2 separate regions of the Homo sapiens genome follow, and region 1 is linked to region 2. Evidence: read pairs that join two places in POLR2A ChIA-PET (ENCODE). Cell type or tissue: Panc1. All regions are shown on one strand. Each heading gives the region's core, and the rest is flanking DNA. Links, peaks and the distances in the headings are about the cores only. Region 1 overlaps SLC4A7 (solute carrier family 4 member 7). Region 2 has its middle 110 kb from the start of LINC02084.

The links. ChIA-PET counts read pairs that join two places held together with the same protein. Peaks named below come from ENCODE experiments on the same cell type or tissue, not always from the same donor. Only the 100,000 strongest peaks of a DNase experiment are listed, where the experiment ranks them.
Region 1: POLR2A ChIA-PET joins it to region 2 with 6 read pairs; 2 of 35 experiments call an interaction of 5 or more read pairs at or near these places.

What each region holds. Positions count from the first base shown.
Region 1 is chr3:27,408,861-27,412,860 of GRCh38, reverse strand. SLC4A7 (solute carrier family 4 member 7) reads left to right here. Exons shown (of 26, transcript NM_001321103.2): 12 at 1,113-1,219; 13 at 3,331-3,505. Among named protein-coding and RNA genes, the nearest start is that of NEK10, 41 kb to the right of the region's middle. In Panc1, for the core only: no CTCF peak of the experiment used is centred there; no DNase peak of the experiment used is centred there.
Region 2 is chr3:27,594,303-27,610,926 of GRCh38, reverse strand. No RefSeq gene overlaps it. Among named protein-coding and RNA genes, the nearest start is that of LINC02084, 110 kb to the left of the region's middle. In Panc1, for the core only: no CTCF peak of the experiment used is centred there; no DNase peak of the experiment used is centred there; H3K27ac peaks cover 333 bases.

The DNA of each region.
Region 1 (4,000 bases), core at 1-4,000, 190 kb after region 2:
AATTGCTTAATTTTCTTGAATGTGCTTTGGCTGGGTCTCATGGGTTTTATTAGGTTGGCACAAAAGTAATTGTGGCTTTGGCCATTATTTTTAATCAATTCAATTAAATGATTAAATCAGTTAAATGATTAATTAAATTAAAAATAATAGCCAAAACCACAATTACTTTTATAATTTGTAGTTTTTAAAATTATTTTTGTTTCCTAGGAGTCTAAAATTTTATCCCTTTCCTCTTTAAGATGTAAGTTTGAAAATTGAAATTTTGTAAGTGAGATTTTGACGTTTTCAAATGGCAGTCTTATATTTGTAGATGAGCCTTGCTACTCTCTAAATATGGAGCATGTAAACCAGGTAGCTTAAGTCTTTTATTCACCTAGAGCCTTTGACCCAGTAAACCTCCTGGGATGTCAGATCTCTGTCTCCCTTTCCCTTTACCTCTCTGTTTCCTTTTCTTCCATCTTTCCTACCATCTTTCCTCTTGTATGTGCACATGCTCACACATATTTTTAGCCCCAGCATCTCTTGATGTAACAAGTTAAAAGTTCATTTCTTTGTCTTTAACAGAGGGGGAGAAATCCTGTATCATGTGAATAGTACTCTTGAATTTGTAATAAAATGTAATGGGAAGTGGATTTTTGTGGGAACATGTTTATCAAACAGCTCTTATTTTTTAAGGGAAATACTTTAGTAGAAGAAAAATGACATTTGCTTTTCTCTTAATGTAAAGCGTAATTTTCAATAGTTAATAGGAGCAGTATTTTTAAAGTTTTGGTGGGAGAGATGCTTTTTTGGAGGTTACTTACGTTTGTAGCTATTGGTGAATAGGAATTTGAAATGGTATGTATGAATATATTTTATAGTATATTGATAATTAGAACATAAGATGCAAAAAGCTAATTGCAAATTTAAAATATTAATAGAAACTGACATTAGCTTCTATTTTTAAAGAGCAATCTATTTCAGAAGAGAGTTTATTTTAGGAACCATTCTTTTCTAGGAGAACTGATTAGATACATAATCAATATAAAATCTGATATTCACTCTAATTGAAGATGCCATCTCAAGTTTTCTTAAAATAGAATTCTGAAAATAATGTTTTTTGTGAAATTCAGGAAAAGAGAAAGATTCCTGTGTTTCACAATGGATCTACCCCCACACTGGGTGAGACTCCTAAAGAGGCCGCTCATCATGCTGGGCCTGAGCTACAGAGGACTGGACGGTGGGTGCAAATACTGATATTTTGAAGGGTTTGGGGGATGATTTGATGAAAACATAAATATTATATTTTTTCCAAGTGTTTGGAACCTAATCTTGTACAGTATTTTTTCATATGTATAAAAATGTGCATTATTATATATAAGGAAAATTTATATGTATAAATATATAAGAATTTATAAATAATTTTAATAGTATGTATCAAGCTTTAAAAGGAAAATAATGGACTGTATATTCAGAATATTGCAGTTATATAGTGTGTAGGTTAATTTCCATTGCTTATACAGAAGGTTCTTGAAGAAGGTGTAGAGTCTTATTATAATTCTTCATATTGAGTTAGAGAATTATGGGAACAGAGAGTAATTACAACTAATAATTTCTTTGTATATGTGCACAGATTTAAAACTCTTAAATGAGCATTATATCATGAGGTAATCTTCCATGGACAAGCATGATTAAACCATTGTATTGCTCTCTGGAAACCTAGCTAGAAAAATTGTTTAAGAAGTTAATTTTTGTAACAAAAAATAGAAATATTGGCAGATGCAAACATTGCCTTAATATTTTGTAGAAGTAGATAAATGTTATAGTATTTTCATAATGTGGAAAAGCATGTGGCTATTGATTCTTTATTGTCCACTGGTGGTCAGTATGGAATTAAATAATCTTAAATATTAAATCTTTGTGTAAAAAAAACAGGGAATCTTATACAGATACAATCTTAGGGATTTTGATGACATCCTTAAAGGGTACTATATCATAAAAATAAGTAACTGGCATACTGAATATAGACTTTAGAGAAACTGAAATTCACAATTAATTCATTGACTAATGAAGTGTTTTTGTCTCTGTGAATACAATAGAGAAAAGATTTTGACCCTGTGTGAACAGTACTGTTGTATTATTAGCTATTATCGCTTCTTCATACTGGGATAGGGTTAGTCATTGAGAAGCACTGTGTCAGGCCTCCACTGATCTCAGTCACCTGAGAGCATCTGTATGCCCTCTATTAAGTAATTATCAATTTGATGATATACTGTAGATTCATATTTTAGATTATTGATGGCACCTTTTTTATTGCAAGCTGATTTCCCTTGCTGTCAGATTATGAACAGAGTACTACTTGTCAATTTGTGTTTAGGATTTCAGTATCAACTTAAAAAAATTACAACGGTAAAGCTTGAAATATCCATTTGAAAGCTTAATGTTAGTTTTTTTGGTCAATTTTCTTGCAGTTGGGATTTGAATGATTTTCTGTTTTTTGAGTATTAAAACGAATTACTGATTTAGTCACCAGTGTTTGTTGAGTGCCTACTATTTCCCAGGTAGTGTTCTAGACACTGTAGATAACGCAGTGAACAAGAAAAAGTCTCCCCTCATGGAGCTTATATTTTATTGGAATGTCTTCAAGTTAGATGTATCCAAAAGACTAATTGTTAAAAATGTTGAAATGGTACAGCTTTGATGTACAAACAGATTTTTAATCTACTAATTGAAACCTGTTAGTTTTATTAATGTACATATTAGTTTGTCTACATACACAGTAAATTAAATATACTGAAATAGTTTTTAGGGATTTCTTTCCCCCTTTTATACGATTGAAGTACTAGTTTTGAAAGTTTTTAAAGTTACTGAATTCATACCACTTGTGCATCTAAGCACAACATACTACATTTATATTAAAGTGTATTTGGATAATAATTGCCTTCCTTGTATTTGTGATTGTTGCCTTTAAGATTTTAATATAGACAATTAATAGAATTGCTTATGCACATTTTCATAAATGGGTTGTTGGGTTTTGTTTATTTTGTTATACCTTGCCTTGCACATTTGTGTCCAAAATTACATTTACTCATATAAAATCATTTGCCTGCAGTCTTTTCATTATATAGTCCGTAAAATACAGATATTTGTCTCTTAATGAAATATAACATTCCTCTATCATTAGATTAGATTAAATGAGTGTATCTTCTGTAATTTATAAGTTAAATTGGATTTAACATTTTGTTGACAAAACACCTAGGCACCAGCAGTTTTGTGTAGCCCATAGTTTTAGTTTGAAGTAGCTAGAATCCTCTAGTGTACAGTTTGACGAGTTTCATCTCACCTATTTAGGCTTTTTGGTGGTTTGATACTTGACATCAAAAGGAAAGCACCTTTTTTCTTGAGTGACTTCAAGGATGCATTAAGCCTGCAGTGCCTGGCCTCGATTCTTTTCCTATACTGTGCCTGTATGTCTCCTGTAATCACTTTTGGAGGGCTGCTTGGAGAAGCTACAGAAGGCAGAATAGTGAGTACAAAGATTGGTAGTGGCCAGGCTTTTAGCTCTTCAGAGGCAAGTGTCTGTATGCATTTGTCTCACTATTCATACTTTTATTTGAAGAGTCTACCCACAGCATGATTAACGTGACCCAAAGCAGACTTTCCCCAAAGGTAATTGCTGTGGAAAACATGGGGAAGCCATTTGAACAGAAGATGCACAGTTGAGGTAAAAAAAAATTAAAAAAAAGTTTACTTTGGCTTGCTGGATGAATGGTTTTATAAATTGAGTAAAAGGCTTGGATTGTCTTTTGAGGTGGGGTGGACTGGGAGAAGACAACAGTTGAACTGATTCTGGGTGGGTCATGGGGGTTTTTATCAGTGGGGCTACTTCATATCCTGTAAGGTATCATAGGATTAGTTAGAGCCACAGGATGAATATTAACTCCTCAGTCCTGGCTGGTAAGCCTATACTCGACTGGAAGAATAGAACATAATTATGGAAACTGTGGCTTTTTGAAGTGGC
Region 2 (16,624 bases), core at 6,363-10,362:
TGTGAAACAGAACCCATTTGGGGGTTTACTTGGTAGGATTTGGGAACCTACCCAAAATGTGTAGACAGAATTGATAGGGCCTGGTCAAAGCAGGAGGCTCAGCCTAGAGAAGCGGATATGACTAGGTCCTAAGTTCCTCAAGATATGAAGACTTCAGGGATTTAAATTATGTATCAAATTTTGTACATTTTCCTGGAACAAGAATCCATCCCTAGAAAGTAAAAATTTAACTGTAGTTGACCAAGGAGTTAGACTCTCTAAGTAGGCAAAGAGAGAAAAAAAGAAAGCAGGGGCTGGTCCTATGGAGGTAAAAATGTGACAGTGAGGGACATTGTGGAGGGCCAGGAAGTTAAAATTCACAGCCATTCTATCTAATGTATCAGGGCCTTCCAGGAGAGGTGAGTGGGTCAAATGTAAAGAGTGAGGGTCTAGTGGCTGTGTTTATCTCATCCCTCTGGCGTACCCCACTGTGATCTCACAGACTTCTGAAGGGCAGAGACTTTATGATGTGGCACGATCAGATATCCTCTGACTCTTGAATATTTAATGATGGGATGCCTTCCAGTTGCTCACTTCCTTTGTTACTTATAGTCCCCATGATCTCAATAGGATGGAGATGCTATGGCTTTATTCCAGAAACTGTCCTACAGCAGGCCTCAGATAAAAACTAAAGGAGGGAGAGTGGTAAACACATTGACGATGGAGGTGTAAATGGTAGCTATTTTCACAATCTGATGTGAGAAGGTTCAAGAGCATCATTGTCCATTGATTTGCTGTAGACAATTTCAGATACCACACCATTACCAGGATCACTGAATGGTGTTACAGCTTCACTTCCACTACATGGGAAATACATCAGTCACCAATACTTCAGTGTGAATCAGTATTCCCTGTTTTCCTCAACTGAGACTATGTTGAGAAGGCATGCTTTTAAATAAGAGTGAGGAGGCCTGTAATCCCAGCTACTTAGGAGGCTGAGGCAGGAGAATCACGTGAACCAGGAGGTGGAGGTTGCAGTGAGCCAAGATGGCACCATTGCGTTCCAGCCTGGGCAACAAGAGCGAAACTTTGTCTCAAAAAAAAAAAAAAAGATCTAATGTTAATGGACTGAGTGGGGAAACCCAGCAAGGCCTGTCTGTCTAGATTCTTCTTGGCCTCTCTGAGCATGGATTCCTTCTTTCTGGGTATGGGGCGGGATCCTCTCTGGAATGGGGGTATTATGACCTACAATTTCTTTATGGCCAGATTTTACACAGAAAGGCAGGGGAGGTGGGAAAGAAGTTCGAGTAATATTTTTAGGTTTTATGTCTGGCTTTGGGGAAAAGGGGTTCTGGTTTCTATGACTGTCCTTGGGGAAGAGGGACTCCAGTTTCTACGGGTAGCCATTGGGGAGATTGAGGGGCCAGAGACAGGAGGGTGGGAGAAAGAGAGAGAGAGAGAGAGAGAGCTGCCTCTGAGGCCTTCATTTTGAGGTATTGTTTTTTTGTGGGTCTACACAACCATAAAATGGACCTGACAAAGGGCCTAATGGAAATAAACTGAGACCTTGATGCTACTGTAAACCAGCACTGAAACCTGAATCACCTTTGCTTAAGTGAGTCTTGATATCACCTGCATTGTTTAAGGCACTTTAATCTCAAACCCAATAATGTCTGTGGTCTAATGCAGGAAATAATATAGAAACCAAGATTACATTCCGTTCTTAGGGCTGGTCCTGGGCCAGTCTAAATCCAGTTAAATTTGCTTCTAGGGTCATTCAAAGCATCCCTCGCCTTGCTGCTGGCTTTCTATTGAATCCGTCTTCATTTACCCACTGTTTCACTCCTTCTATTCTGCTCTCATCTTTTAAATGTTTTTATCCTTCTCCTCATTCTTATTTATTTTTAATTTTATTTATATTATATATATATATATAGTGTGATAGAATTTTGCTGTTTCGCCCACGCTGGAGAGAAGTGGCTCAATCTCGGCTCACTGCAAACTTTGCCTCCCGGGGTTCAAGTGATTCTCGTGCCTTAGCCTCCCAAGTAGCTGGGCTGGGATTACAGGCATGCACCACCATGCCCAGCTAATTTTTGTATTTTTAGTAAACACGGGGTTTCGCCGTGTTGGCCAGGCTGGTCTTGAACTCCTGACCTCAGGTGATCCACCCGCCTTGGCCTCCCAAAGTGCTGGGATTACAGGCGTGAGCCATGCGCCCAGCCCAGCATTAGATCTTATCCATTTTGTCCAGTCATATTTCTACATGGCTGTGCATACTTTTTTTAACCTAAGCACAAAAATGGACAGTCTCCCCTGTACCTTTGGGTCTTCATTCTGAAGGCTCCCATGTCACATAAAATTTTTATTAAATGAATTTGTATGATTTTTCTCCTATTAATCTGCCTCTTGTCCGTGATTTTCTGCAAAGGTTCAGAAGGCAAAGGGGAAGCTTTTCCTTGGTCTCTGGTTGCCACCAATCCTTCATACTTCCTGACTTCCATATTCAGGGAGAGAGAAGAAATAAGCCAGGCACAGTGGCTCACGCCTGTAATCCCAGCATTCTGGGAGGCTGAGGTGGGTGGATCACGAGGTCAGGAGTTCGAGACCAGCTTGGCCAATATGGTGAAACCCCATCTCTACTAAAAATACAAAAAAAAAAAAATAGCTGGGCATGGTGGTGCGCACCTGTAATCCCAGCTACTCAGGAGGCTGAGGCAGGAGAATCACTTGAACTCAGGAGGCATAAGTTGCAGTGAGTCGAGATCGCACCATTGCACTCCAGCCTGGGCGACAGAGCAGGACTCCATCTCAAAAAAAAAAAAAAGTCCTAAATGAAACACAAATATTTAGGCCAGGAGCAGTGGCTCACGCCTGTAATCCCAGCACTTTGGGAGGCCAAGGTGGGCAGATCACGAGGTCAGGAGTTCCAGACCAGCCTGGCCAACATACTGAAACCTGTCTCTACTAAAAATACAAAAACTTAGCCTGGCGTGGTAGCAGGCATCTGTAATCCCAGCAACTTGGGAGGCTGAGGCAGGAGAATCACTTGAACCCGGGAGGTGGAGGCTGCAGCGAGCCAAGATCATACCACTGTACTCCAGGCGGGCAACAGTGTGAGACTCTGTCTCAAAAAAATAAATAAATAACAAAATAACAAAACAAACATGGAAATTTATTCCCCAAAAGCTCCCAGAAAATTAAATTCTCATGTGTCATTGTTCATAATTTGGTCACATGCCAGTTCCTGAATAATTTCCTGCAGTGGGGAAATGCCAAGTGTTGATTAACCCAAACCAACAACCAATCTCTTTAGCAAAGGGGTTGAGACAGGATTAAACAAACATGGCCCACCCATGGAGCTGGAGGTGGAGTCAATTTTCTGCATGCCAAAGCACATAGCTGCTACCCAGTGGGAGAGAGTCAACAAATGTCCATTTTACTACTCTTTTACTAGTTTTAGTTTTTGACAAATATTGAGAGTAAAGAAAAAGGAACTACAATATTTAGTGCCGCTTATGTTTTACATATGCTAACCCATTCAAGCCTTACAACTTACAACATCTTTTGAGGTATTATGATTTCCATTTTACTGATAAGAAAACTGAGACATCAGTTAACTTACCTATACACAGCTAGTAAAAGGTAGAGCTAAAGCACACACCTAGGTCTGCCCACATTCAAATAGTCTTACCAACTGTTGTCTGATAGATGATTACTAATCTATTGTCTGAGGAATACACTGTTATTTATGAAAAGCAGAACTCAATTCATTTTAGCAAGCATTTATTGAATATCCACTCTGTATATGGAGCACTCTGCTAGGCCTTGCATTTCCCTAGGTAAGGTACATCCAGAAGTGTACAGAAATTTCCAGTCTGCAAAATGAAATAATAATTAGATAGTGAAAAGCAAACAAATATCAGGCAGAGAAAAAGTGTGATTGGGGAAATTGGTGAATGTGAGATATGGAGTGTGCGTGCTCCATCTATAGACCTCTAGAATTCATGCTACCCATGCCTAGATTTTGTTCACAGGTCCCAGGGTACAAACTTCAGCTTAACAGGAAGTTGAGCATGGTTCCACATCAGATATGTGCTTTCATGGAAAATAAGTACAGTTCCAAGTGCCTCAGTCAGGGTAACCAATATTTGACGTGTGTATTGCTATTCAACCATCCTCTCCACACACACACATACCTTACCCACCATGTCAGACATTACTAATCAATTGCTGCATTTTTTAGCTCTGAATCTGAATATGCTCTCATAATTCTTGTGCTTTATCTCATAATTCTTGTGACCCCTATATCGTCAGCATTTAAAATTGTTCAAAGAGGCCAGGCACGGTGGCTCACATCTGTAATCTCAGCACTTTGGGAGGCTGAGTTGGGAGGATCCCTTGAGCCCAGGAGTTCAAGACCAGCCTGGGCAACATGGCAAAAATCTGTCTCTACAAATTAGCCAGGCATGGTGGTGCACGCCTGTGGTCCCAACTACTCCAGAGGTTGAGGTGGGAGTGTAGCTGCCCAATGGGTTCTCCTTGCCCGCTGCCTAGACAGAGCTGATTTATGGAGAGAGAGGAATTGCAATACAGAAAGAGTTTAATTCACACAGAGCTGGTTGTACAGGAAACTGGAGTTTTTATTACTCAAATCAGTCTCCTCGAGAATTCGGGGATCGGAGTTTTTTGGGGTTTTTTGTTTGTTTGTTTGTTTGTTTGTTTGTTTGTTTGTTTTGAGACAGTCTCTCTCTGTCGCCCAGTCTGGAGTGCAGTGGCGCAATTTCGGCTCACTGCAACCTCCTCCTCCCGGGTTCAAGCGATTCTCCTGCTTCAGCCTCCTTAGTAGCTGGAGCTACAGGCATATGCCACCACGCCCGGCTAATTTTTGTATTTTTAGTAGAGAGGCGGTTTCACCATATTGGTAAGGCTGATCTGCTTGCCTCGGCCTCCCAAAGTGCTGGGATTACAGGTGTGAGCCACTGCTCCTGGCTGCGATCGGAGTTTTGTGGGGGTCTTTTGGTTTTTTTGTTGAGACAGAGTTTTGCTCGTGTTGCCCAGGCTGGAGTGCAATGGCGCAATTTCTGCTCACTGCAACCTCTGCCTTCCAGGTTCAAGCGATTCTCCTGCCTCAGCCTCCCAAGTAGCTGGGGTTACAGGCATGCACCACTACGCCCGGCTAATTTTGTATTTTTAGTAGAGACAGGGTTTCACCATGTTGTCCAAGTTGGCTTCGAACCCCTGATCTCAGGTGATCCACCCACCTCAGCCTTCCAAAGTGCTGGGATTACAGGCGTGAGCCACCACGCCTGGCTGGGATCGGGGTTTTTAAGGATAATTTGGTGGGTAGGGGGCCAGTGAGTCAGGAGTGTTGATTGGTTGGCTTGGAGATGAAATCAAAGGGGATCGAGCTGTCCTCTGTCAGTTTCTGGGTGGAGACCACAGGACTGGTTGGCAGGTCCAGGTGGGGCCATCCAGTTGTCAGAAATACAAAAGCCTGAAAATATATCTCAAAAGGCCAATCTTAGGCTCTGCAGTAGTGATGTTATCTTCAAGGGTGATTAAGGAAGTTGCAAATCTTATGACCTCTGGAATAATGGCCGGTAATTATTTAGAATTCAAACCCCTGTCATCCTAACTTGGAGGCCTTTCATTATTTTTACAAGAACAGTTTAGTTTTGGGGAAGGGCCTATTATTTAAATTATAAACTAAATTTCTTCCAAAGTTAGCTCAGCCCATGCCCAGAAATGAGCACAGCCAACCTGCGAGCTAGAGACAAGATGGAGTCAGCCATGTCAGATTTCTCTCACTGTCATAATTTCATCAGTTATAATTTTTGCAAGGGTGTTTTCAGGAGGATCACTTGAGTCTGGTAGGTTGAGGCTGTAGTGAACTGTGATCACGCCTGGGTGACAGAGTGATACCCTGTCTAAAAAACAAACAAACAAACAAAAATGTGCAATGTACATCAAAGGCATTCAGTAAATACTTGTCAAATAAATAGTAATAGTGCATTTATGTATCTATTTGTGTAGAATGTGCCTGACACAATTCTAAACATTGTATTATATCTTTACTATTTTATTCCTCATAATCTCTAGGATGTAGATGGTATTATCTCTCTTTTATATATGAGTAAACTAAGGAAGAAAGAGCTTTAACAGCTTGCCCAAGGTCATCTGGCTGGTAGGAGTGGAATCAAAATTTGAACTTGAGTTGTCCAGAGCCATGTATATAATCTTACACCCCATTATATTGTTTTTACCACAAACAGATGAATTCTTCACAACATGAAGCCCCTAATGACTCTGCCAATCAACCATGCCCAATAAACTTGTTTAGGTGATGAACAGTTAAAATTTTAGAATTTATTTTGAGGTGACTTCCATTTAATGGGACCCATTCTATGTGGCTTAAATATGAAAAAATTATGATTGCTTAAGTTTTATCTCAGTGAGAATGGGTTATTGAAACCACTTTTTCTCACATTATAATTCTTGAGGATAGCACTTGAAAATTACTTCATTCATTAAAGCATTTTCTTGTTTTTGAGGCAAGGTGCTAATATGAGAATTTGTGCTCAATAAAACAACCTGACACTACTTCTGTTTCAGTGCTAATGAAGGAAGGAAGAGGTAGAAATGATATAAGACAAGAGGAATTTTTTTTTTCTTTTTATTGAGATGGAGTCTCACCCGTCGTCCAGGCTGGAGTGCAGTGATGCGATCTTGGCTCACTGCAACCTCTGCCTCCCAGGTTCAAACAATTTGACAAGAGGAATTAAAAAAAAAAAAAACATTTATTTCGTCTGTTTTGGAACAGGACATTCCATGGCCCATTGAAGCAGCTTACTCTTGGTGGACCAGAGATCAAGTAATTAGTGTAAACGAGAAGACATCAGAATAAATTACAAACAGGTAAGAATAAACTGCCAACTAGAATGAGATTTGAGTCTACTTTGTTATTTTTTTTTTTTTTTTTTTTTTTTTGAGGTGGAGTCTCTCTCTGTCACCCAGGCTGGAGTGCGGTGGCACGATCTCAGCTCACTGCAACCTCCGTCTCCCAGGTTCAAGCAATTTTCTGCCTCAGCCTCCAGAGTAGCTGGGATTACAGGTGTGTGCCACCACACCCAGCTAATTTTTGTATTTTTAGTAGAGACGGGGCTTTACCATCTTGGCCAGGCTGGTCTTGAACTCCTGGCCTCATGATCCACCAGCCTCAGCCTCCCAAAGTGGTGGGATTACAGGCATAAGCCACCACATCTGGCCCCTACTTTGTTATTTCAAACTATTTCTACCTATAGTGACCCATCCTATAGCTAAATTTGGAAAGACTGACAATATCAACTGTCCGAAAGGATATGGAGCAACTGGAACCTTCTTATGTTGCTGGTAGAAATCGAAATGGTCCAACCACTTGGGAAAACTGTTTAGAATTTTCTTAGAAATAAAGGCTACACTTATCCTATGACCCAAAATTCTACTTCTAAATATTACCCAAGAGAAGCCAGGCACCAGTGGCTCATACCTGCAATCCTAGCACTTTGGGAGGCCACAGCAGGAGGATTCCTTGAGTTCAGGAGTTTAAGACCAGCCTGGGCAAATAATGAGACCCTGTCTCTACAAAAAATACAAAAATTAGCTGGATGTGGTGGCATGTGCCTGTCATCCCAACTACTTGGGAGGCCAGGGCAGGAGGATTGCTTGAGACCAGGAGTTTGAGGCTGCAGTGAGCCATGATCATGGAATTGCACTCCACCCTGGGCAACATAGCAAGACCCTGCTGTCTCATGCATCTGTGTGAAGAGACCACCAAACAGGCTTTGTGTGAGCAACAAGGCTGTTTATTTTACCTGGGTGCAGGTGGGCTGAGTCCAAAAAGAGAGTCAGCAAAGGGTGGTGGGATTATCATTAGTTCTTACCAGTTTTGGAATAGGCAGTGGAGTTAGGAGCAATATTTTGCAGGCAGGGGGTGGATCTCACAAAGTACATTCTCAAGGGTGGGGAGAATTACAAAAAACCTTCTTAAGGGTGGGGGAGATTATATAGAACCTTCTTAAGGGTGGGGGAGATTACAAAGTCCATTGATCAGTTAGAGTGAGGCAGAAACAAATCACAATGGTGGAATGTCATCAGTTAAGGCTATTTTCACTTCTTTTGTGGATCTTCAGTTGCTTCAGGCCATCTGGATGTATACATGCAGGTCACAGGGGATATGATGGCTTAGCTTGGGCTCAGAGGCCTGGCATTCCTGTCTTCTTATATTAATAAGAAAAATAAAATGAAATAGTGGTAAAGTGTTGGGGTGGTGAAAATTTTGGGGGGTGGTATGGAGAGATAATGGGCGATATTTCTCAGGGTTGCTTCAAGCGGGATTAGGGGCGGCATGGGAACCTAGAGTGGGAGAGATTAAGCTAAAGGGAGATTTTGGGGTAAGGGGTGATATTGTGGGGTTGTTAGAAGAAACATTTGTCATATAGAATGATTGGTGATGGCCTGGATACCGTTTAGGATGAATTGAGAAACTAAATGGAAGACATAAGGTCTGAATAAGAGAAGGAGAAAAACATGTATTAAAGGACTAAGAACTGGGAGGACCCAGGACATCCAACTACAGAGTGCCCAAGGGGGTTCAGCGTAATTACTTGCTTGGTTGGTGAGTTTTTGGGCTCTATCCTTGACAGAGTCCTTTTTGTTAAGTTGGAGGCTGAGCTTGGTGAGGTGTGTTTTTAAAAGATCATTAGTCCGTTCTACCTTTCCTGAAGACTGATGACAGTAAGGGGTATGAAGGTTTCACTGAACACCAAGAGCCTGAGAAATTGCTTGGGTGATTTGACTAGTAAAGGCCGGTCCATTATTGGACTGTACAGAGGTGGGAAGGCCAAACTGAGGAATTATGTCTGACAGAAGGGAAGAAATAACCACAGTGGCCTTCTCAGACCCTGCGGGAAAGGCCTCTACCCATCCAGTGAAAGTGTCTACCCAGACCAAGAGGTATTTTCGTTTCTTGACTCGAGGCATGGGAGTAGAGTCAACTTGCCAGTCCTGGGCAGGGGCAAATCCCCAAGCTTGATGTGTAGGAAAGGGAGGGGGCCTGAACAATCCCTGAGGGGTAGTAGAATAGCAGATGGAACACTTGAGAAGTGATTTCCTTGAGGATAGATTTCCACAATGGAAAGGAAATGAGAGTTTTAAGAGGTGGGCTAGTGGCTTGTAACCTACATGGAAGAGGTTATGAAATGATGACAGAATAGAATGGGCCTGTGAGGCTGGAAGGAGATATTTTCCTTGGTCTAAGATCCATTTGCCTTTTGTGGGAAGAGATTGATAGGTGGCAGTTTCAGTGGGGGAGTAGGTGGGAGTGACCGATGAGCAGGAGAAAAACCGGACGTGAGGGACAGAAGTTGGAATGCTAGCTGCTTCCTTAGCTACCTTACCAGCATAAGCATTGCCCTGAGCTATGGAATCTGATGCCTTTTGGTGGCCATTGCACTATATGACTCAAGCTTCCTTTGGAAGTAAAGCAGCCTTGAGAAGAGTTTTTATTAAAGAGGCATTAATGATGGAGGACACTTGCATAGTGAGGAAACCTCTTTCAGCCCATATAACAGCATGTTGGTGCAGGATATGGAAGGCATATTTAGAGCCAGTATAAATATTAACGTATAATTCCTTTGCAAGAGTGAGGGCTCAAGTGAAGGCAATGAGTTAGGCTTGCTAAGAGGTAGTGAAGTGGGGCAGAGTAGTAGCCTCAATGATAGATGTAGAAGATACTATAGCATAGCCTGCCTTTGCTGGTGAGTGGCGATTAGGCCTGGTGGAACTGCCATCAATAAAGCAAGTGTGATCAGGGTGAGGAACAGTAAAGAAGGAAATATGGGGAAATGGAGTGAATGTCAGGTGGATCAGAGAGATAGTCATGGGAGTCAGATATGGCATCAAGAATAATGTGGGGGCTAGCCTAAAACAGTAAGGTCAAGTTGTTTGGACAAAAAGGCTACAGGGTGCGGTCCTGGCTCCTGTGTAAGAATTTTGACCGCACAGCCCTGTACTTTGGCTGTATGTAATGAAAAGGGTTGGGATGAATTAGGGAGAGCTAGTGTGGGAGCAGCTTCTAGGGCTGTTTTTAAGGAACAGAAAGAGGAGTGGTGAAAGGATTTAGGATCTATGGAGTCAGCTAGGTTTGCTTTTGTGAGTTTACATAATGGTTTAGTCAGGATGGTAAAACTAGGTATCCAAAGGCGGAAGTACCTAACCATGCATAGGAAGGAAAGGAGTTGTTGTTTTGTAGAAGGGGTTGGGGTTTGGGAGATTAGCAGGACACAGTCAGCAGGGAGAGCATGTGTGTTTTCATGAAGAATTATGCCGAGATAGGTAATGGATGAGGAAGAAATTTGGGCTTGACTGAAGTCATGGGAGCTGTCCATGAAGCCTTGCGGCAGTACAGCCCAGGTAAGCTGCTGGGACTGATGGGTGTCAGGGTCAGTCCAGGTAAAAGAAAGAGAGGCTGGGACAAGGGGTGTAGGGGAATAGTGAAAAAAGCATCTTTAAGATCAGGAACGGAATAGTGAGTTGTGGAGGAAGGTATTGAGGACAAAAGAGTGTATGGGTGGGGCACCACTGGGTGGATAGGCAAAACAATTTGGTTGATAAGAAGAGAAAGAAGAAAGATTTGGGATGAGTCACACTGGGAGCAGAGACTAGGGAGGGACCAATGTGTAAAAAATGCTTGGACATCAGGCACCTCAGACCATTTGCCCATTTTTCGACAAAAATTATCTAGGTCTCATAGGATGGAGAAATCAAAAGTGCCATTTTCTGGCCATTTAGAACCATTGTCGAGTTTGTATTGGGGCCAAGCAGTGTTGCAGAAAAAAATAAGACACTTAGATTTTAGGTCAGGCGAGAGTTGAAGAGGTTTTAAGTTCTTGAGAACACAGGCTAAGGGAGAAGGAGGAGGAATGGAGGGTGGAAGGTTGCCCACAGTGAAGGAGGCAAGTTTAAAGAGAAGGGTAGAGACACGGAGAAGGGGGGTGGGGAGAAGCCCTGGGCTGCAACGTGGGTGAGCAGCCAAAGCAGGCATCCAGCAATTGACTTGCCACCAAGGGAATGTGGGTGAATGACCAAGGCAGGCGTCCCTGTGGTGGTCAGACACCAATGGAATGTGGGTGAAAGGCAGGCGTCCCCGCAATGATTAAACACCAAGGGAAGGCTGTCTTCCCGAGTCCGTGAGGGGCACTGGAGTTTTGGGTCCACGGATAAAATGTGTCTCCTTTGTCTCTACTAGAGAGGAAAAAGAACTGGAATTGGAAGGATAGGGGGATTGAAGGGAGCGAGAGAGGCTGGAGAAGAGAGTGAAAAGACCGCTTACCCGATTGGAAACTGGTGAAATGTTCCTTGGGCTGGTTGGTCTGAGGACCTGAGGTTGTAGGTGGATCTCCTCACGGAATGAGGGCGAGGACAGGGGACTGGTCTCCCGAAGGAGTCCCTCTGACCTGGGTCTTCAGCACCAAATGTCTCAAGCGTCCGTGTGAAGAGACCACCAAACAGGATTTGTGTGAACAGCAAGGCTGTTTATTTCACCCGGGTGCAGGCGGGCTGAGTCCGAAAAAGGAGTCAGCAAAGGGTGGTGGATTATCATTAGCTCTTATAGGTTTTGGGATAGGCGGTGGAGTTAAGAGCAATGTTTTGCGGGCAGAGGGTGGATCTCACAAAGTACATTCTCAAGGGTGGGGAGAATTACAAAGAACCTTCTTAAGGGTGCGGGAGATTTCAAAGTACATTGATCAGTTAGGGTGAGGCAGAAACAAATCACAATGGTGGAATGCCATCAGTTAAGGCTATTTTCACTTCTTTTGTGGATCTTCACTTACTTCAGGCCATCTGGATGTGTAGGTGCAGATCACAGGGGATATGATGGCTTAGCTTGGGCTCAGAGGCCTGACACCTGCCTCGAAAAATAAATAAATGTTACCCAAGAAAAATGAAAACATGTCCACAGAAACACCTGTATAAGCATGTTCATAATAACCAAGAAACAACCCAAATTTCCATTAAGTGAATATATAAACAAACTATAACACATTTATACAACTGAATAATACAACTGAGCAATAAAAACAAATTAGTGATATACAAAACAGTGTGATGAATGTCAATAATATTATGCTGAGCAGAAAAGACAGACACTGGCCAGGCATGGTGGCTCACGCCTGTAATCCCAGCACTCTGGGAGGCTGAGGCTGGTGGATCACGAGATCAGGAGTTCAAAACCAGCCTGACCAACATGTTGAAACCAAGTATCTACTAAAATTACAAAACTTAGCCAGGCATGGTGGTGTGCATCTGTAATCCCAGCTACTCAGTAGGCTGAGGCAGGAGAATGACTTGAACCTGGAAGGTGGAGGTTGCAGTGAGCCAAGATCATGCCACTGCACTCCAGCCTGGGCAATAGAGCGAGACTCTGTCTCAAAAAAAAAGGCAGGCACAAAAATGTACACCCTGGTTGATACCGTTTATATGAAGTCCAAGAATAAGTAAAGACACCAAAAGTGGTTGTCCATGGAAGGCAAGCAGCTAACTGGAAAAAAGCATGGGAAAACTTGCTGGGCACAGAAGATGTTCTCCCTCATGATACTGGGCATTGGATATTGGTTACGTGAATGTATATATTTGTTTTTTTGTTTTTGTTTTCTGCTTTTTATGTTTTTTTTGTTTTGTTTTGTTTTGTCTTGTATTTGATGGAGTCTTGCTCTGTCACCCAAGCTGGAATGCAGTGGCGCAATCTTGGCTCACTGCATTCTCCACCTCCCGGGTTCCAGTGATTCTCCTGCTTCAGCCTCCCGTGAGTAGATGGGATTACAGGCATGCACCATCATGCTCGGCTAATTTTTGTATTTTTAGTAGAGACAAGGTTTCAGCATGTTGGCCAGGCTGGTCTCCAACTCCTGACCTCAGGTGATCTGCCCGCCTTGGCCTCCCAAAGTGCTGGGATTACAGGTGTGAGCCACTGTGCCCAACCACGTGTATATATTTGTCAAAACTCATCAAACTGCAAGCTTAAGATTTATGCATTTTACTGTATGTAATTTATACTTCCATGGAAAATAAGAATATAAAAAATAAAGTGACTTATTATGGCTATAAAAGTAATCTTTTGACCGTACTCAACTTGATCTTATCTCCTTAATATGGCCTACTTTGAAATTAATTTATCATGTGGACTGATCAGAGAGTGTCATGTAGAAAAGTACACTTGATAAAACCATGCACAAAGGTCCATAGTTCATCTCTTTCTTATTGAATAATTCTACTCATTTTTTAAATCCTAAATATGTTTTCTATGTTAGTAATGAGAATAGCAATGAATTTAGGCATGTCTGTTGAATTCAGGTGATACCTAGTCAATTAGCATTTTGAGTCACTAAAGGTGTTATTGTTCACTTTGGGGTTAAAATTTTCTAGAAGGTTTTGTTTTTTGTCAAGGAAGCAGAATATTTTCTTTTGAGAGTAATTAGCAATAAACCTGTAAGTCACATTAATTTTCATGTTGTAAATATGATTTCTTTTCTCTCTTGCCCTGTTTGTTCTCAAATTTTTTATTTAGTTAAAAATGGAAATGAAAAAAAGTTTCTGTATTTACTTCAAATCCAGTCTTTCCAGGGCCTCAGAGACTGATCCTTTGGTTGTTTGATGTAACCATGCTGGCTCTATGATGACTGACCTGGTATTTTCCAGCTAAAATTACCCACCATGCAGCCAGCAGGGTCAGTCATTAAGACACATGAATCACTAGGTTGTCTGACCCATGGTCTGGATTTCTTGTCGTTATGAAGATGAAGCCTGAGATCACTGGAGACTAGTTCCTTAACAAGAAAGACACCAAACTTCTCCTTAATTCAGCCTTGCATCAAGTCACCCACATGGAATGGGAAAATTTGTGAAGATATAGAGCTCAGCTTTTCCTGTGTGTGTCCCCACAGAAGGAATAGGTCTAAGGCCAGGCTTTGGAACCCTTGCCAGCTGGGCTGCATTAGCAATTCTGCTCTTCTTCATTTGTTGACCCTTCTAACTAACTATAAGCAATATTAGATTTCCTATTCAAGTATTGCAAATGCCTTGGTGTTTAGCAGGATATCAGATTCATTGCATACTTCTGTGGGAAATATTACTGCTTCACTCTATCAACAATCAGGCCAGAGTGGGCAGCCCAAAGAGTTATGGTTCATGTTTTTGGCTTTTGGCAAACCCCTTCTCATTTTCTTTTTGATTCACTGTCTGCTTAACTTCTTTTGCTTTTATGCATGACTTGCCTTGGGTGAGTAATTTTATTTACAGTCTGGAGAAAAGGAGTTTTAGATATAGGTCACCAGAAGCAGACCCAGAGACCAAGATTCATGCTAAAGTACTTTATTAGAAAACGTTTCTGAGAAGAAACAATAAGAAAAAAGGAAGTTGGATGGGAGCCAAAGGAACCGTTTTGTGGTTGATACTGCCCTCTTGATTCAAGAGGGAGGTCGACCTCCCAGGCTCAAGCACAAAGAGGCAAGCACAGTATCAAGTACAAAGCCACCATGGGACTGCCTCAAACCTGCTGGGTAGCTCTGGAAAAGGTAGTTGTTTCAAACAGAGGTGAAGTTGATGTATTTATACTCTTGTGTCTATAAATCAATGGTTAAAGGCCATCTCACAAATGTGTAAATATGCCCAGAATCTCCTGAGTTTTGGGGGGTTTTCTTGTTTGCTTATTTTTGTTTTGTTGTGTTGGGGGGGATGAGTTTTTTGTTTGTTTCTTTGTTTTCTTTTTTTGAGATCGAGTCTCACTCTGTCGCCCAGGATGTAGTGCAGTGGTGTGATCTTGGCTCACTGCAGCCTCAACCTCCCTGGCTCAAGCAATCCTCCCACCTCAGCCTCCCTAGTAGCTAGGACTACAGGCACATACCACCATACCTGGCTAATTTTTGCACTTTTTGTAGAGATGGGGGTCTCACCTTTTTGCCCAGGCTAGTCTCAAACTCCCAAGCTCAAGTGATCCTCCCACCTCGGCTTCTGAAAGTGCTGGGATTATAGGCATGAGCCACCACTTCTGGCCCCCAGAATCTTCTGGCCCTTCATACACACAGGCCAAAGTAGCTTCGGTAACCTGACGACAATCATCTGATAAAGACACTCAGGTTTGGACTGTTGTGAGTGAAATCACCTGGGAGCCAGTGTGCATAAAATATGTGGTGTGCACCAAAAGGAACTCAAGAGGCTATTGTCAGAGGCTATTGTCAGAGGCTATTGTCAGAGGCTATTGTCAGAGGCGTTTGAACCAGAGCAACTCCATCTTGACTAGGGGGTAGGTAAAATAAGGCTGAGACCTACTGGGCTACATTCCCAGGAGGGTAGGCATTCTTAGTTAAAGGATGAGATAGGAGGTCAGCGCAAGGTACAGGTCACAAAGACCTTAGTCATAAAACAGCATGTGGTAAAGAAGCCAGCCAAAACCCACCAAAACCAACATGATGACAAAAGTGACTTCTGGATGTCCTCACTGTTTATTACATGCTAATCATAATGCATTAGCATGCCAAAAGACACTCCCACTAGCACCATGACAGTTTATGGATGTCATGGCAATGTCAAGAAATTACCCTACATAGTCTAAAAAGGCGAGGAGCCCTCAGTTGGGAATTGCCCACCCCTTTCCCAGAAAACTCATGAATAATCTATCCCTTGTTTAGCATGTAATCAAGAAATAACTAGGCCGGGCACGGTGGCTCACACCTTTAATACTAGCACTTTGGGAAGCCAAGGCAGGCTGGTTGCTTGAGCTCAGGAGTTTGAGACCAGCCTGAGCAACACAGTGAAACCCTGTCTCTACTAAAATACAAAAGAAATTAGCTGGGCGTGGTGGCACGCACCTGTAATCCCAGCTACTTGGGAGGCTGAGGCAGGAGAATTGCTTGAACCCAGGAGGCGGAGGTTGCAGTGAGCCAAGATCAAGCCACTGCACTCCAGCCTGGGTGATAGAGCTAGACTCATCTCTATTTAAAAAAAAAAAAAAAAAGAAATAGCTATAAGTATAATCAGTCAAGCAGCCCACACTGCTGCTCTGCCTATGGGATAGCGATTCTTCTATTCCTTTACTTTCTTGATAAACTTGCTTTCACTTTATCAACTCACCCCAAATTATTTCTTGCATGAGGTCCAAGGACTCTCTCTTGGGGTCTGGATCGGGACCGCTTTCCGGTAACACTATGGGTGAAGCCCCGACATCTACCTAGCAACAGGTATCTATTTTAGTGCTTGTGATGGGACAAACATGGTTTCTTTCTTTCTTCTTCCCTTACTCCCTCCTTTCCTGCTTTCTTTTCCCTTTTTCTCCTGTTCCCTTCTAAGCAACTTTCTGAATAGTGGACTGATTGTACTGCATCTCTACTGCAGTCTAATTTTTGGTTTTGCTTTTAAATTATCTGGCTAACTTCCCAGATTGTGCTATTGGTAAGGTGGAATATTTTGAAGGCTCTTTTCTCCAGTCTTATTTTACTCTCAAAAGCATATCAAATAAAAATGTTGTGAGATTTCCCTCAGGCTCTTTTTGGTTCCTATTATGCCAGGCAAGTTGCACAGTGTTTGACTACCTTTCTTTTCCTCTTAATAG